Regions from separate parts of the Homo sapiens genome. Here region 2 is linked to region 1. The links are chromatin contacts, found by Hi-C in ENCODE. All regions are on one chromosome and are shown on one strand. Each heading gives the region's core, a stretch centred on a gene start or an enhancer-like site at or near the end of the contact. The rest is flanking DNA. Distances are from core to core; before and after follow the strand shown. Region 1 holds the start of FOXCUT (FOXC1 upstream transcript). Region 2 holds the start of TUBB2B (tubulin beta 2B class IIb).

The links. A loop is a pair of places that touch in the nucleus more often than their neighbours do. Pooled maps may share reads with other maps.
Region 2: a loop to region 1 is called in a map with no recorded cell type, with 8 times the contacts of the local background. The contact joins the promoter of TUBB2B here to the promoter of FOXCUT in region 1. A Hi-C loop is called at or near these places in 1 of 168 maps with a recorded cell type or tissue (naive thymus-derived CD4-positive, alpha-beta T cell), 1 of 37 single-sample maps with no recorded cell type and 9 of 50 pooled maps.

What each region holds. Positions count from the first base shown.
Region 1 is chr6:1,602,485-1,610,393 of GRCh38, forward strand. FOXCUT (FOXC1 upstream transcript) reads left to right here and starts at 3,047. Exons shown (of 2, transcript NR_125804.1): 1 at 3,047-3,315; 2 at 3,532-4,874. It overlaps FOXC1 (forkhead box C1), which reads left to right and starts at 7,431. Exons shown (of 1, transcript NM_001453.3): 1 at 7,431-7,909. RefSeq lists silencers at 1,766-2,185, 2,236-2,305, 7,239-7,858 and enhancers at 3,607-4,107, 4,108-4,608, 4,966-5,475.
Region 2 is chr6:3,225,747-3,233,655 of GRCh38, forward strand. TUBB2B (tubulin beta 2B class IIb) reads right to left here and starts at 1,907. Exons shown (of 4, transcript NM_178012.5): 1 at 1,741-1,907; 2 at 815-923; 3 at 413-523; 4 at 1-65. The coding sequence starts at 1,797. It overlaps LOC100422781 (a long non-coding RNA gene), which reads left to right and starts at 5,657. Exons shown (of 2, transcript NR_147505.1): 1 at 5,657-6,416. RefSeq lists enhancers at 890-1,550, 1,551-2,209, 3,505-4,061, 6,054-6,836 and a silencer at 1,814-2,103.

The DNA.
Region 1 (7,909 bases), core at 1,797-4,296:
TGTTCTGAGGCTCCTGGCCTGCCTGCCTGCCTGCCCATCTGTCTGGAGCTGTGGGTAAGAGCGGGCCCACCATTGAGGCAGGGGCAGAAAAGAGCCTCTCTGCTTTATTTGCTGTGTTTTCTGGAGAATCTTCCTTGGGGAAACTAAATGAAGGGAAAAGCAGGAGAGGAGCCACCAGATAGCATCCAGGAGGAGAGAACAATGCATTCACCAGCAGGTCCTTTATTCGTTTATACAGAATGTCTGTGTCCAAATATATACCATTTTTCTGTGCATGCGCGTATACCAGTTTCTCCTCATAGCACTGGCGTGAGCATCTCTAGAAGAGTATGGAAGTGTGCAGATAAACCAGACCAGTGCAAGTCAGTATGTGTACACATATATAATAGATTCAACGGTTGCTGTGGGTAAACATCCTTCCCATAATAATTAGTATTTAGCTTCATGGATGTCTGCAAAGGGTGCTCTGTTACACACCCAGCTGCTAGAAGAAAGCCAAACACGGAGCAGGCCTCTATGTGTTTGTTGATTACATGGATTAGTAAACGTATCATCGATCTGAAATGCACATTTTTTTTTTCATTTTAGCAACTGAAACGGAGATGAGATTTACCACTGATGATATTTAATAATTTAGTTTTTTCCCCTCTTAGTGGCTCATAAGCACTGTACCTTATCATAAGTGGCGTCTTAGATCCAGTGAGCCTGTGCAGAGTGCAACTGCGAGGGCTGTGTAATCTTGGGAAAGCTCTCTCTTTTCTTTAAGCTCAGTTTCCTCATGTGTAAGATGTAGATCATAATATCCATGTCAGCGTCCTTGTGAGGATTAGGTGAAAGGAGTGTTTAAAGCACACAGCAGGATGACCGCATACTAAGTGTTCTGTGCATCCTACCAGTCTTTATAATTGTGGTTATGAGTGTCCGTGTTTAAGATTGGAGAAACATGGAATAAATTTGCCTCTCATTAGCGTGCACACTCTGCCCCAAACCCCTTTTTTTGTGGGGGGAGGTGCTGCTCCATCTAGTGAGTGGGGAGATTTTCTAATTCCCACTGGGGTCCTTGTGACCCCAAGCCAAAGCGGACCTTTAGTAAATGTAAATTCTGCATTTCTCTGCTGCCTTCATTTATAGTCAACCCGGTCGGACTAAAAAGAACTACCAGGGCGACCATAACTAAACACTACAGAGCAAGTGCCTCCTTTCCTCGCAGACATTTATTTCTGTGGAAATTCGCCTGTTTGCCATAGTTTGTCTTTTCTTATTTCTTCACTTCCAAACTAAACAGCCCTAATCCGAGCGCATACCTCTCTGTGTGCCAACGTTTCGCCTGTGTCTGTGTCTGCTGCGTATGTAAATACGGGCGAGCCTCTCTGTGGGCAAAGCCATAGGTGTGCATGGTCCTTGTTCCCATAGGCGACATCGGGGTGTGTGATTGCACGTGGGGGTGTGAGGCCTCGCCAGCACCGCCACTCACTGGTCCTGTTCTCGAAACCGGTTCTTTGGAGGCTCAGTTTTTGGTAATTAAGACTAAGGAGTGTTTAAAAAACAGAAGTACATTTTCCTGGAAACCAGCAGTCTTTATTTGCAACTTTTATTGGCAAACCTGGCTGCCAGTAAATACATTCCTTGGCATCTCCCACAATGTAATTCACTGGATGGAGCGGCCTTGCTTTTTCTGTAACGTGTACGTCAATTAAAAGGGCCGCCTGGAAGGAATGCGTAGCGGTGGCTGAAAGCCCCAGTCTCGGGTCACCTCCCTCCACTCCAGGAACAAAAGCGTCCGTGGTCTGTGCCTGGAAGTCTGAGAGGGTCTCCCCGATGGGGCTGTTCCCGCCCGGACCCTGAGGGATGAGAGTTGCAGCCTAGAAAACCAGGTGCCAGGCCCTGCGGGGTCCCACGCGGGCGGCGCGGTCTTCCCCAGGCCTCCTTCTCTGGAGACCCGGTTCCCAGGGGACGCTGTGCGGGGACAGGCGGAGCCGGCCCTTGGAGCCCGGCGCGGGCAGAGGCGCCGCGGAGACAACGCCTCCGACGGCAGGGGGCGCTCGTAGCACGCGCAGTGCGCGGTGCGGGCGCCCAGGACGGCTGCCTGGCCCCGGGTTCCCGAGGCGCGGGACCTGCCGGGGTGAGGTGCCCCCAGCCTGAGAGCCCCAGCCTGGGTCGGCCAAGGGGCCTCCGGGCTTCCACATCGTCCCTTTTTCTGCTGACGCTCGCGGGGAAGCGGCGGGAAGCCTGTGAGGGGCGGCCTGGGAGCAGACGGACCACCAGGTCACCGGCGCGCGCTGCCAGGCGCCGACCCACTCGCGAGGACCAGCGGTTCCCGGAGGCGTCGGCCCTCAGGTCCTCGGGGGAGGCCGGCTGCACCGAGCCGGGTGTCGGCCTTGTCCCTGTCCTGAGAGGTGCAAACACCGGCCCCGGCCCAGGCCCCCGGGGCTCCTGCCCAGAAGGCTCAGAGCTGGGGGCCGACCGCGCCTTACCCGCAGGAGGCCCGGCGGTGCGTCCGCGTTGGTGCCACTCCCCGGCCGGGGTGAGGGACGTCGGAAGGAAGGTCCCAGGGCGCAGGGTTCCGCGAAGGGAGCACTCGGAAGGAAGGCTGGCTGCGGCCCCGGCGCCTGGGTCCGCTGCGGCGCCGGGCCGGAGACCTGGGAACAGCCAGCCACCTGCAAGGTTGCAGCCCACCTCACCCCGCCGGCGGCTCCGGGGCTGTCTGTGGGTCTGTCTCACGGGGCAAAGCCTTTCTTCCCACACCCACAGCCAAGGCGCGTCCGTGCAGGGGCACACGCCTTCTGCTCCAGCCCCAGGAAGGCGCTTTCGCCCTGCAGTCCTCCGACGGCCGGCTCCCGCCGCACCGCGCACCCTGGCTCCGGCAGACTCTGGGGCCTGGGGACTCGCCCACCCTGCGCGGCGCGCCCCCCACATGAGCCGAGGTTGGGAGGCTGCGGGGCCTCTGTCCTCCCAGGCCGTGGAGTGCGGCGGCCGCTCTGAGTCCGCTGGGGACCTGGATGGAGAGAAACTGGGGCTCGTTCGCGCACACATGCACCATTTGTTCTTTCCGATCATCTATCCCTTTACGAATTTTATTTTTATTCCGGATTGTTAATGCAAGACGACAGTTTGAATCTCCATTTACCTCTGCCTGAACACAAGAAGCCCTGAGTCTTTTGAAGCCGGGCACCAAAGTTAAAGATTCACTTCCCGCATTCCCCATGGCCCCCTCTTGCAGCTTAGCTCGGCTCTGAGCCCCCGAAACGCCCTTCGAGGCGGGGGCTTTCCTGCCAAGGGGCGATAGGTGGGCCATCCCGAGGCGGGAACGATCAGGTAGGTGTTGGCTGGCTTTCTCCTGGGTGAGTAGTTAGGGGAACCGCCCCTCCAGGGGACTTAGATGACATTAAATTATCCCATCACACAAACTTCCCGTGGAGGTCTGCCCCCAGGAGGGCAACTATCGGATTAATCCAACCATGTAGACAGGCAATATGGATCACTTTGTCTTTAAAACAATCGAAAACCAAACGCTCTTTTCGTTTATTGTAGAAATTTTTCTACTAAGGACGGGGCTGAATTGGAGGGACTGTGCTGACAAATCCTCTACTTGAAAATCCCCCAGCTAAGGAGTATCTGCCCAAGGTCGCGGCCACCCAGATGTTCGGTCCCCACTCCTTCCTCCGCTGAAAAGTCGCACCGATGACTAACGTTGCCTGCCGGCCTGGTGGTTTGAAAACGAATGCCGGGCATTGATGCAAGGATATCCTCCCCTACCCCTGGGATTCTGGTCTAAGCAAAGGAGGCCGAATGGAGAACTAAGACAATTATCTAAGTAATCTAAAAAGCTCAAAGACATCCCCAAGCGGACCTTGCTCCAGTGGTCTGTGATGGCAGCCTAGTGGACAGTTTTCTAGTGGCCCTCTGGGGTTAATTGCCTTAATCTTCCACTCTGTCTGCCCCAGCAAAGGGAAAGATGCTAAAGCAGCTGTGGACTTGCAGCCTCCCTCCTGTGTGTGCAGAGCCCCCAGGAATCACTGCCCCAGTGCAGCAGGAGAAGCGCCTTCCCTCATGCCCTAAGCCTGCCTTTTCTGTTGTCCCCCAGCTCCTGGGCCAGGTGGAGCCCCCCCTGAAGCTGGTTTCTACCTGCCCTCGCCTCCCCACTGCAGCCCACAGTTCGGCTTTCAGGGCTGAACCCAGAGCCCAGAGGATGGAGAAGCCAGAAAGCGGGGAGGTAAGGGAGAGGGCGTCTAGGCACACCACAGAGGTGATTGGGCTGTGACGGGGACAATCCGCACAACACGAGCTAAGCTCACACCCCTAGGGAGTGATTTTTCCGGACTGCCCCCATCCCAATCTCCACCTCCTCTGCTTTACTTGAAAAAGAAAAAGAAAAAAGAGAGCTCCTTCTGGCTCCTGGTGACCCATATTTAGGACACCATCCCATCCCCCAGCACACACATTCCTACAGTGTCACCTGGTCCCCAATCCGAGCATTTCCTGGAGTGCTCGCCACATTCCCCTTCCTGGTGCTTTTCTATGGTGGGGCCAGGGGAGGCCTTGTTTTGAACATCGCTGTGACGTCACTCCCCCTCCTCCGAGCTAAGCACCCCTCGGTGGGCCCTGGGAATTGTTGCCCGGCCTGCTGGGGAGGGGCGGAGTGTGGGCCCAGGGAGGGTTCCACCAAACATCCATTACCGCTGTCGCCTGCGGGGCCTTCAGGCTGCAAGTACGTGAGGTGTCAGAAAAGAAGCCGAAGGGTTCCCGTGGGGGCTCTTCTGCCAAATGAGTCAAGAGATGTGCGGAAGCGGATGATTGAAGTACCCCGTGGAGTAGCAGAAAGGGGCATCAAAAACTGTAACCTGAAAATAAAAGCTTTAACCTGTTCCCCAAAAGACTTCATGCCTGCGTCTTAATGTTCAAATAACACCACTAACAACAAAAATGAAATAAGAAAAGTGCTTGAAATACAATCAAGCCGCTTACTGGAGGCTTGCTTCCGAGTAAGTTTATAAAACACAAATGCAAATATCTTTTCCTGGCGAATATCCAGAGCTAAACCAGTGGAAAGTTGATCTTGATAAAACTACGTCCCTCCATTTTTTCTCGCACGCCAGACACTAATTTCACAACGGCGACTTTTATACCCAAAACGGAGAGCTGAGAACACCGCTGCAGGTCGATTTGCAATTTACATAACAAGCTGTTTACACTTCACTGGGCCGATGGAGGGAGGAGGCAGGGAAGAGCAGGAGGCGACAGGCTGGTGGGGGAGGGGGCAGCGGGGCACCATTGCCTGTTGCAAAACTCGGGGCCGAAGGCGTTTCCCGCATTCGGAAAACAAAGCATCCGTAATCGCTGCGTTCATCTCCGCGCACCGCTAGCAGTGTAAAAGGCAGCTTCAAGACCGAACTCACCACTTGCTGAGGTGTTCAGGGAGACCACTTAAATCTCCTCCAGGCTGAAGCCACAGCACTCCTTAAAGCCTCGACCAGGCGGGCTGATAAGACCTTCAGGGTGCCGGGCTGGGGGCTGAACAGGAATTAAGTGTTCAGGTCCTGGGGCTTCACCACCACCCTCGCCCCTGTCTAGTGTCCTTGGCAACCAGCAAGTGCTGAGCCTCCTGTTGGTGCTTCTCCAACCCACCAGTGACTTGGCCCGCAAACCACCTGGAAAAGGAGTCTCCAGAGACCCCGGCGCACAGCAGGCCAGGAGGCAGCTGCCCCGGGATTCAGAGCAACCTCGGGGCAACCCTCCCTCCTCCAAAGGCTAATTCTAGAAGAGGCAGGTCCTCTTTCCTTCGATGTCAATGTCCATTATGAAACAGTAATTTTTAAATATTCAGGTGACACGGAGATGCGCCTGCTACACGTCAGCGTCCTTCACATGTAACAGCCGAAGCTGCAATTTGAATTTTCCTGCCAACGTGAGGAAGCCGGGATTCGAACCGGGGAGACAAAAGGGGTCCCGAACATGTCCTTGGATTTAATAGATGGTCGGAAATCAGGGGCAGCGGAGCTGTTAAATGCGTCACGCACGCTTCTTCGCAGTCTCCTGAGCTCGCCACTTCCCCCAGCTTCTAGTGAACGACTTGGGATTCAGCCTCCGGGAGGGTCTCTCCTCAAGTCGCTAAAATGCAGAATCGCCGTGCCGGGGGAGGGAGGCCTGGCTCTTTCCCGCTCCTTCGTTTCTTTCCCTCATTTCTCTTCTTCCTGTCCCATTCCAACCACCCAGCGACGGCGAATCTCAGGCGTGTGCACAACGAGCGGGGGCCCTTCCGTGCGTGTCCCCCCAGAATCCTTGAACCGCCCTCTAGGTGCGACCCTGGACGTTCCCCCAGACACACCCGTTGTCTCTGCGAGCCGGCAGCCCCGCGCATGTGGAGATGGAGACTGGCCTGGGGAAGCGTTAAGCTCTTAGACATATTTATTTGCTTCTTGTCATCACACCTGCTAATGTCACCGAGCCCGCAGCCTGACCCCTCATCTGAGCCGAAACGGGCCTGACGGGATCAGAGGGGGCGGCGGCGCGGCGAGCCGGTGGGACCCTCGCGGGCGGGCAGGGGAGCGCGGGGCAGCAGCCGGGCTCCGGCAGCCCTCGCCGCCCGCACCCTCAGGCCGCCAAGGGCCGGCCCCCCGGGGAGGGGGGCGAGAAGCAGGGCGGCCCGCAGCGGGGCGGGCTCATCCTTCGCGGGTGAACGGCCGTCGGAAACTCCCAGCAGGGCCCCGCACCCCTTGCCTTCATTTCGGCTGGGGAGGGGTCATGGAGGGGGGCCAGATGGGCGACGAACCTTCTTCCCCACCGCGAGCAGGGCCTGGCTGTGACCGAGCCCTCAAAATCATGTCCTTTGTAGCCGAGTTCAGGACAGGAGAACCTCCAAGTGGAGAAAAGCCGGAGACGTCAGTGACCCGAGTGAGACTGGCGTTGGAGAAGGGAGGGAAGGGGCTGCGGGAGGGGAGAGGCGGCGGGGAGGAGAGGCTGGGGCAACCCCAGCGCTGGCGTCGGCGGGGCTGGCGAAGGAATGAGAGCGAGCCAGCACGAGGCGGGGCGGAGACGCCAGGGCCACTCGGGAGCCGTGGGCGAAGGAAGGGTCTGCACGGGGTCCCGGGAGGACCCAGGAAGTCTGCGCGAACGGCGGGCGTGGGTCCGGAGGGCCCGGGGTGGGAGGTCTGCCGGGCGCCGGCGGCAGGCAGGTGGACTGCGGGGGGCGAACCGACGGCGGGCCGGGCGCCGGCGCGGGCGCAGGGCCGGGGCCCGGGCCAGGGCGGCCGGCGCGCGTGTGGTCAGCCCCGCGGTCCTCCGGCCTCCGGGAGCGGGCCGGCAGGGCTCGGCCTCCGGCTCATTCGGAGGCGGTTCTCACCTCCCATTGGCTGCCGCCGCTGGCGGGGCGGGGCTCCGCTGCCCGGAAAAAAGTGTAACTGCGTAAAAAAGTCCTCGCCTGGGTGACGGATGCTCAAAAGTTCAGAAGTTTTCCCAATGCTTCCTTAAGCGGCTGGCGCGCGAGAGACCGAGAAAAGGTGACGCGGGGCCCGGGCAGGCGGCCGGCGCGCGGCCCCCCCCCCCCCCGCCCTGGTTATTTGGCCGCCTTCGCCGGCAGCTCAGGGCAGAGTCTCCTGGAAGGCGCAGGCAGTGTGGCGAGAAGGGCGCCTGCTTGTTCTTTCTTTTTGTCTGCTTTCCCCCGTTTGCGCCTGGAAGCTGCGCCGCGAGTTCCTGCAAGGCGGTCTGCCGCGGCCGGGCCCGGCCTTCTCCCCTCGCAGCGACCCCGCCTCGCGGCCGCGCGGGCCCCGAGGTAGCCCGAGGCGCCGGAGGAGCCAGCCCCAGCGAGCGCCGGGAGAGGCGGCAGCGCAGCCGGACGCACAGCGCAGCGGGCCGGCACCAGCTCGGCCGGGCCCGGACTCGGACTCGGCGGCCGGCGCGGCGCGGCCCGGCC
Region 2 (7,909 bases), core at 657-3,156, 1.6 Mb after region 1:
GTCGACCAGCTCGGCTCCCTCTGTGTAGTGGCCCTTGGCCCAGTTATTCCCGGCTCCACTCTGGCCTGCCAGAGGGAAAGAGAAATCTTAAGTCACCGGTGATTGTACTAAATACCTTACCTCAAACCCCTCAATATAGATCAGTGAGTCAATGCTCAGATAAGACTATTTCAGATTATCACCAAAATGGCCAAACGTTAAAATATTTGTTCATGAATATAATTATAAATAAGGAAGGCCAGGACACCAAGCTCTTAGCAGCTGAAAGGCAAACAATTTTACACTATATTAAAGCTAAGTTGGCACACCGCGGATGTTCTTCATGCTTTCCCTCTGGCAATCACACCTCTTCAGCCTCCACTGCCCAGCGTAAAATGAATCCCTCATGCTCTCAGCCACACCAGGCACTCACCAAACACGAAATTGTCTGGTCTGAAGATCTGGCCGAATGGTCCAGACCTAACCGAATCCATCGTGCCTGGCTCCAGATCCACGAGGATGGCCCGAGGAACATATTTGTTACCTGCAAGGAACAACAGTGACTTAGACCCTCAGGCAAGGACCTCTGCAGAGAAGGGCTTGGCGCCTGCTGCCATCATGCAGATGTTGCCCCAAACAAAGGGAGACCCACCATCAGGTTCTCAAAGGGCTCTGTTGGCATAAGGAAGCCCAATGAAATACTGCAGGGAAAGAGCGGGGATCCTAAACTGAATAGTCCACCCTCTCCCAGGGCCACACCCCTGGGGTCCCACGCAAGGGAAAGGGGAGAAGGTGGAAAAACTGAAGGGAGTGGGGGTGGGGCAAGGGTGATTACCAGTGGCTTCATTGTAGTAAACATTGATTCTCTCCAGCTGCAAATCACTGTCTCCATGGTAACTGCCAGTGGGGTCAATCCCATGCTCATCACTGATGACCTCCCAAAACTGAGACAGAAAGGCTGCATTTAGCCATGAACGATGCCCCCAGAAACGCCAAGGCTCACAATGAAATGTCCCCGACTCAGTTCCGACAACCCAACATTTCAGGAGCTTGAAGCTTTAAAGGGCGTCGTGACCCGGGCACAGCCGCGGGGCTTGTATTTTGCAGGTTCAGAAAGTTGAAACTGGGCGTTTCCCAGGCAAACAGCTGCCGCTCGCGGGGGGAGGTAGGGGTCGAGGGGGTAAGGACCAGCCAAAGCCGGGCAGTGGCGGAGCTTGGCGCACTGGTCGCAGCCCCAGGCTGCGGCAGGAGGCGAGGGCACAGGGACTGCAGCCCGCCAGGAGCGGGTGGGCGGGGAAAGAGGAACGCAAAGGAGCTAAAGGACCGCGGTTTTAGATTCAAAGCACGTCCTGAGACCGCAAGACAATCGCTCTCCTCCCCTCCCCCGGCAGCTCGACTCCGGTTCAAGCGAGTACAATTAATCCTCCTGGTGTCCCAGCCCCTCGCGCGGAGCGCCGCGCACAGCCTCGCGGACACACCCTCGTCTTCTCCAGGCACGCGTGCCTGCCAAGCAGCCAGCGCGGAGGGAGGCCGAGGGGGTGACGGGGACTCCAAATGAGTTACAGCAGAAAGAAAGAGAGGTGCCCCCTCCGTCCGCGAAAGTCACCTCCTAGCCCAGGCCACACTCGGCGGCACAAAGCGGCCAGGAAGGTCTGCATTTGGCGATCCCCAGGCCTTCCCAGGACCGCGCCTGGGGACCCCGAGGGGCTCTCGGCCCAGGTTCGCGCCCCCATTGGACCCCCTCCGCTGCGGCGCGCCCACCTTGGCGCCGATCTGGTTGCCGCACTGGCCCGCCTGGATGTGCACGATCTCACGCATGGTGCCTCGTCAGCGTCCTCCTGGTCCGGCGGCGTCTGGGTCTGTCCGTCCTCCCCTCACACACCCACTGCGGGGTCACCGGGAAGGCGCTCGGGAACCGACGGGCTGAGAGCGCCGGCCCCGCGGGCTCCGGCTTTTATGCAAGGAGGGTGGGGCGGCCGGCACAGGCCGCGCCCCCAGCCCGAGCCCCCCAGTCCCCTTCGCGCTGGCGCTCTCCAGGCCCGGCTGACGTAATGCTCCGAGCCCTAGGGACCGTCCGGGGGGCTGGACCACCGGCCCGCGGCCAATCAGAGCGGGCGTGCCGACCGGGAGAGGGGTGGGGGCTACCGGGAGTATGGTGGGGGCGTGCGCATTGTCTGGGGCTGTGGTGGGGGTCTGGGTATGGGGATATGGGGGAACAGTGAAGAAAAGGAGGGTGAGAGGGCGGCGAGGCGAGGGCCACCAGCGCGTCCTGACCGGGGTGGGGGCAGAGCTGGCACCGGATGGGAACGATGGAGGACTGGAGCATGTGGAGAAGCCGTCAGGTGCTCCAGTGCCGGCAGGTGGGAGGGCTGAGGTGGCACAGGCTGCTCCGCCACCTCGGACTGCGGCTCCTACTCGGCCACTGGCCAGAGTCCCTCCAGCCAACTGCCCCTGGTGAGACCACCGTCTTTTTCCTCAACCCTGGAGGCCAGCGACTGCCCAGGCGGCGCTCCGTCTCACAGAGGCCTGGGGGAGGACAGGTGGCCCCAGAAGGAAGTCGTGCTTGATGGCAACCGGGACACCTGCGGCCCATGAACACCAGCGCGGCCTCCGCCCCCGCCCCAGCGTGGGCCTGCTTTCTCCTTTGTCTGTCTTGGGCTGGTAGCTCCTCTCACTGCGCCGCAGCATCTAGGGGTGAAGCGACCTCGGAGCCCCTCAGCCCTGCCCGACCCTCTCCGGGAGTGCATAACGCCCCTGCTGGTACCCAGGAGCCCTCTGCCCCGGGGGTTGACTTTTGTTGCTCGCTAGTGATGGAGTGGGAGTGGCCGGTGGCGCTGCACTGACCGTCCGGAGGGCAGAAAGAGGGTGGGGTCCCGGGGGCGGGGCTGTCGGCGGAACAAAGGGCTCTCAGAAACGTGGGATACGCTGTGTAACCCAGTATTTAAAACCACACGACAGGCGCCCCACCCCCCCACCCCGCCCTCGGATTCAGTTCATCTATTGTCAAGTAAGAGGGTGGGTTCCAAGGGTGGCCCAAGCCCGAGTAACAAACTTTCTTATCTTCCATCGCGGCGACCTGGAGGTCCGAGGCTTCGTGCTGCGGTTGAAGGGTGGGGAATACGACTAAAAACTGCAGCCCAGCGCGCGCGAGACGACCCAAGACCCACGCGCACTCGCACGAGCGCGTGCACAGACTTGGAGCACAGACCCTCCCTTCAGATCCGCAGTCTCTAGGTACTGAGGCAGGAACTGGTCTCTTTGTTACTTTTCGCGCGCGCGTGTGTGTGTGTGTGTGTGAGAGAGAGAGAGAAAGAGAGAGAGAGAGAGACTAATCCTGCGTGCGTTTGAGGGCGGGAGGGGAAAGGGTGTCAGAAACGTTCACTGCACAACCTGTTCCCTGCAATTCGATGACTGAAGCGCGCCGCCCCACACTTCGGAAGGGCCGTTGGCGAGGTGACGTGACCTCTTTCATCCCCTGGCGAGAAAGGCCGAATGACCCGGGCGCACGCGGCGGAGCTCAGCCTGCAGCTGTTGAGCGAGACCCTCCCAGAACTATCAGCAAGCTGTCATCGCCTCCCTTTCCCGCTGTGGGGTGGAGGGTGGGGGGTTCAAGTCGATTCCAATGTACAAAGAGAAGTAGCGAGAACAAAAGCCCAGGCGCCCCCAAACATCCAGGGCGCCCAGACTGGAGCTCGCCGGCCGGTATTCCAGACCCGGCCGGCGTGCCCGGGTGAGGGTGGGGTCTACCGAGAGGCAGAGAGCAGCGGAGGGTCTGTCCACATGCCCTGCTCTCCCGGTACCAAGGTCTCGGGGCCTGACCTCCGAGTTTCTAATCCAGATCCTGCAGATGCCGAAACGTCGAGGGCTAGCAATTCCCAAGGTCATACAGCAAGTTGAGGACAGGGCTCGGACTGGAATCTCGTCTTTTGGGCACACCAGACCTCAGGGAAAGTGACCGCATCTCGGCCAAAAGGGCTGTGGCAGGTGTCAGCCTCGAGGTGGCGGCTCTGGTGGGACCAAGCTGCGCCGGAAGGAACAGAGCTAGGGCGGCACCCGCGCGGCGAGTGTAGACACACTCGGAGCGGTCACCCCCTCGCTGCGAGCTCCCAGGAGCAACCCTGATGCTCAGCGCTGGGGGGTGGGGTTGGGGGCCGCTCAGCTCCATGCTGAGTAACTTGAGCTGGCCGCCTGCCTCCTTCATCTAACCAATTCATTTCTCAGCTTCTGTTTCCGAGCCAAATCTCCATTCAGTGCCCGGGTGAAAACGCGTGTTCAAGATCATATAGATAGATGAAAAGACCCTTTCCTCTCAGGTTTCTTTTAAAGGGGTTGGTTTGGGATAGGATGAGGCTGGAAATCATCCTTCTGAAAGCCCAGAGTGCCCTTGGGGACACTTTTGGCCCAAGATCTGCTTTCCTTTCAAGCATTTTGCTCGAATTGTCCCCACACCCCTGCCCCTTCCGGGCAGCCAGTCTTGTTAACCGGTCTACATCGCACCCCCACCCCCACCCCCACTGGAATTGTGATGCTGCACATTTTTATTTTCACAAGGAGCCGATTTTGTGTTAAAATGTTGACAACAGCCACACCTTTCCCTGAAGTCTTTCAGTTTATCTGATAACCCTTAAACAAAAAAATCATTCTTAATCCATGTAGCTCGCATAAAGAGACTGGTACCCGGCTTTCAAAGAAAAAAAAAGTCGTTTTCAGTTGGGTCCCCAGCATTTCTGTCTATTCATTATATGCAATGCGTCTCAATCTAGGTCATCGTATATCAGGCACGAAGATTTCGGGGCAACATATTTCATGATCTCTTAATGTTAGTCTTGATGATGTACTAACATTTAAAAATTTTCCCTTCCAGAGACAATTGTAGAAATATTGCTGCATAAAATACAATTCAACATTTGTTTTATACGTAATCTATTGCGTGACTGAGGTGAGCAAGATATCCCTTAAACTATTAAAATTATATTTGCTTTCACAATTTTCAGATTACTTTCAACGGCATGTCCTCAAGTGAATTTGCATTTCTCTATTACACACACAGTCATTGTTTGAAGAAGTCTGATAGAAAAGAGGCTTTATATAGTAGTAAATTTTTAAAGCACTGTTTTCATAATGTAGCATATATTTTTGACACATTTATTGAAATTACTAGACATTTAGCATTAGGGTTCTTCACTGCTTGCCAGGATTCACCGCTTAAAACCCCAAAAACCCAGCCCGCAGCCCCCATAGCTGGCTCTGCAGCCGAGATGCACGCGGTTTCCTAGGCAACCGACACTTAGCCAATGAATGAAGAGGAGTTGAAAGAAAGAGACTGCAAATCCATCATTATTTCCTTACACACACACACGCACACACACACACACACACACACACACACACATCACCTCTTCTCATAGCTCTCCATTTAGAAATATTGGAAAGCTACCAATCCTAGCATTTATGTAAAAGAGCCAAATGCCCGGGGCATGGGGGCTAGGAAGCGGTCGCAGCCCCATACTGTGACTGCGGAAAGGACACAGTGGAGGAAGCTCCCGGGATCCGCCAAGATCTGCGCCTTCTCAGCTTTGTCGCTCCCCAGTTTCTATTCCATTGCCCTCCCCCTTCCCCCCAGGCCTTCCCTCCTCCGCCTGGGAAGCCAGCGGCCCCGGCGGAGCTGCCCGGCACTGTTTAGTCGCAGGGGCTGCGGGGTGGCAGCCTCAGAGCCCTGTCCTTCCGCAGCCGTGGGCCCCGCAGGGACCAGCCAAGCAGGGCAACCAAAAGCTGGAACCAGCAGCGAAAACCCCGAGCCCACGAACGCAGCGCAGTGCGGGAACACTTGCCCTTTGTTCCTCAGTAAGGCCGGGTGTTTTCGCATCCCCGGAGGTTGTGAATTTGAGTTATAATGGCCTCGGTCGGGACTGAGAGAGCCGAGCTTCCACGAGAGAGCTTTGCCTGCTTTGTCCTACAAATCGGCGGAGGGAGTAGCATCCTGGCTTTTCTAGGGCGCCATTTCCCTGCTACAGGCAATCTCCCCTCCCCCACGCTGTCAATGATTTGTGGGATTCTTAGGCAGGCGGGGCAGGCCGAGCCCAGGGAATGCACGCTGAGTCCTAGACACAGAGCCAGGCCGGGTGGAAAACAAAAAGAGAAGAAGTGATTATGAAATAATAAGACGGACCGTGTGCCCCTTGCAAGGTGCGGCCTGCGAAATCAACAGACTTATAAATAAGGTCTGGTGGAAGCGCAGGAGCGCACGCGGGAGGCTATGGCGGGGGAACCTCTGTGAGTTCCGCGGCGGAGGCTAGAACATCGCTGTGGCTGCGGGACCCTCACCCGGCGCTGAAAACCCTCCACATCAGCTCCTGCTCGGAAATGTCTCCGCAGCTCACCAGTGCTTTTCGAAATCTGCCCAAGACCTTTGTTTGCCATTTAAATGAAATGAAAACGTGCGTATCCAGGTGGACACATCCATGCAGCAACACCCCTGCCTCTGGGCTCTAGATGCTTGGTGGGCGGGCAGTCACTGTGGCCACACTGCAGAGACAGCAGTGCAGTTTCCAAACGGAGTTCTTTGGGCTTCACATGCCCAGCCTGCTTCTTTTTTAAAATTTCTATTTTAATTTTAGATTCAGGGAGTCCATGTGCGGGTTTATTACGAGGGTATATTGCATGATGCTGAGCGTCCGGGCTTCTATCGACCTGGTTACCCAGATAGTGAACGTAGTACCCAATAGGGAGTTTTTCAGCCCTTGCTCTGCTCCTTCCTTCTCTCCTTTTGGAGTCCTCAGCGTCTATTGTTCCCATCTTTTTGTCCGTGTGCACCCAATATTTAGCTCCCACTTATAAGTGAGAACATGCAGTATTTAGTTTTCTGTTTCTGTATTATTTCGCTTAGGATAATGACCTTCAGCTGCATCCATGTTGCTGCCAAGGACGTGATTTTGTTTTCTTTTTTTTAAGGGCTGTGTAGTATTCTGTGGTGTGTGTGTACCACATTTTCTTAATCCATTCCACCATTGATGGGCACCTAGGTTGATTCCATGTCTTTGCTATTGTGAATAGTGCTATGAGGAACACAGGAGCTCATGTGTCTTTTTGGTAGAATGATTTTTTTGGGGCGGGGGGTATATACCCAGTAATGGGACTGCTGGGTTGAATGGTAGTTCTATTTTTAGTTCTTTGAGAAATCTCCAAACTGCTTTCCACAGTGGCCGAACTAATTTACATTCGCACCAACAGCAAATAAGCATTCCTTTTTCTCTGCAGCCTTGCCAATATCTGTTTTTTTTTGTTTTGTTTTGTTTTTACTTTTTAATAATAATGACTGCTGTGAAGTGGTATCTCATTGTGATTTTGATTTACATTTTCCTAATGATCAGTATGTTGAGCATTTTTTTCATGTTTGTTGGCCACTTGTATGTCTTCTTTTGAAAAATGTCTGTTCATATCCTTTGCTCTCTTTTTAATGGGGTTATTGATTCTTTTCTTGCTGATTTAAGTTCCTTATAAATTCTGGATATTAGTCCTTTGTCTGCGGCATATTGCAAATATTTTCTCCCATTCTGTAGGTTGTTCATACATCTCCATCAACTCTGTATTGCTTATAGTATGTGGTCCAAACACTTATCATACAATTCAGGTCCTTCAGTCTGGACATTACCTACCTTTCCAGTGTTATTTGCCACCCGTCTGGTATATGCAGTCCATTCCAGGGGACATTAACCTGCACACTGATCTCCAAAAAGGACATGCTCTCTGAAGTTTCTGAGTCTCTGCTCACACTAATCCATTACCTGGAATGACCCTCTCTGCTTCCTCGCCTGGGGCATCTCACTCATTCTTCATGATGCAGCTCATCTATCTGTGATACGTCCCACTAGTTGCCAGGAGCAATGGACTGCCTATGCTCTATGCCCCCAGTTTGCATCATAGGACTGGT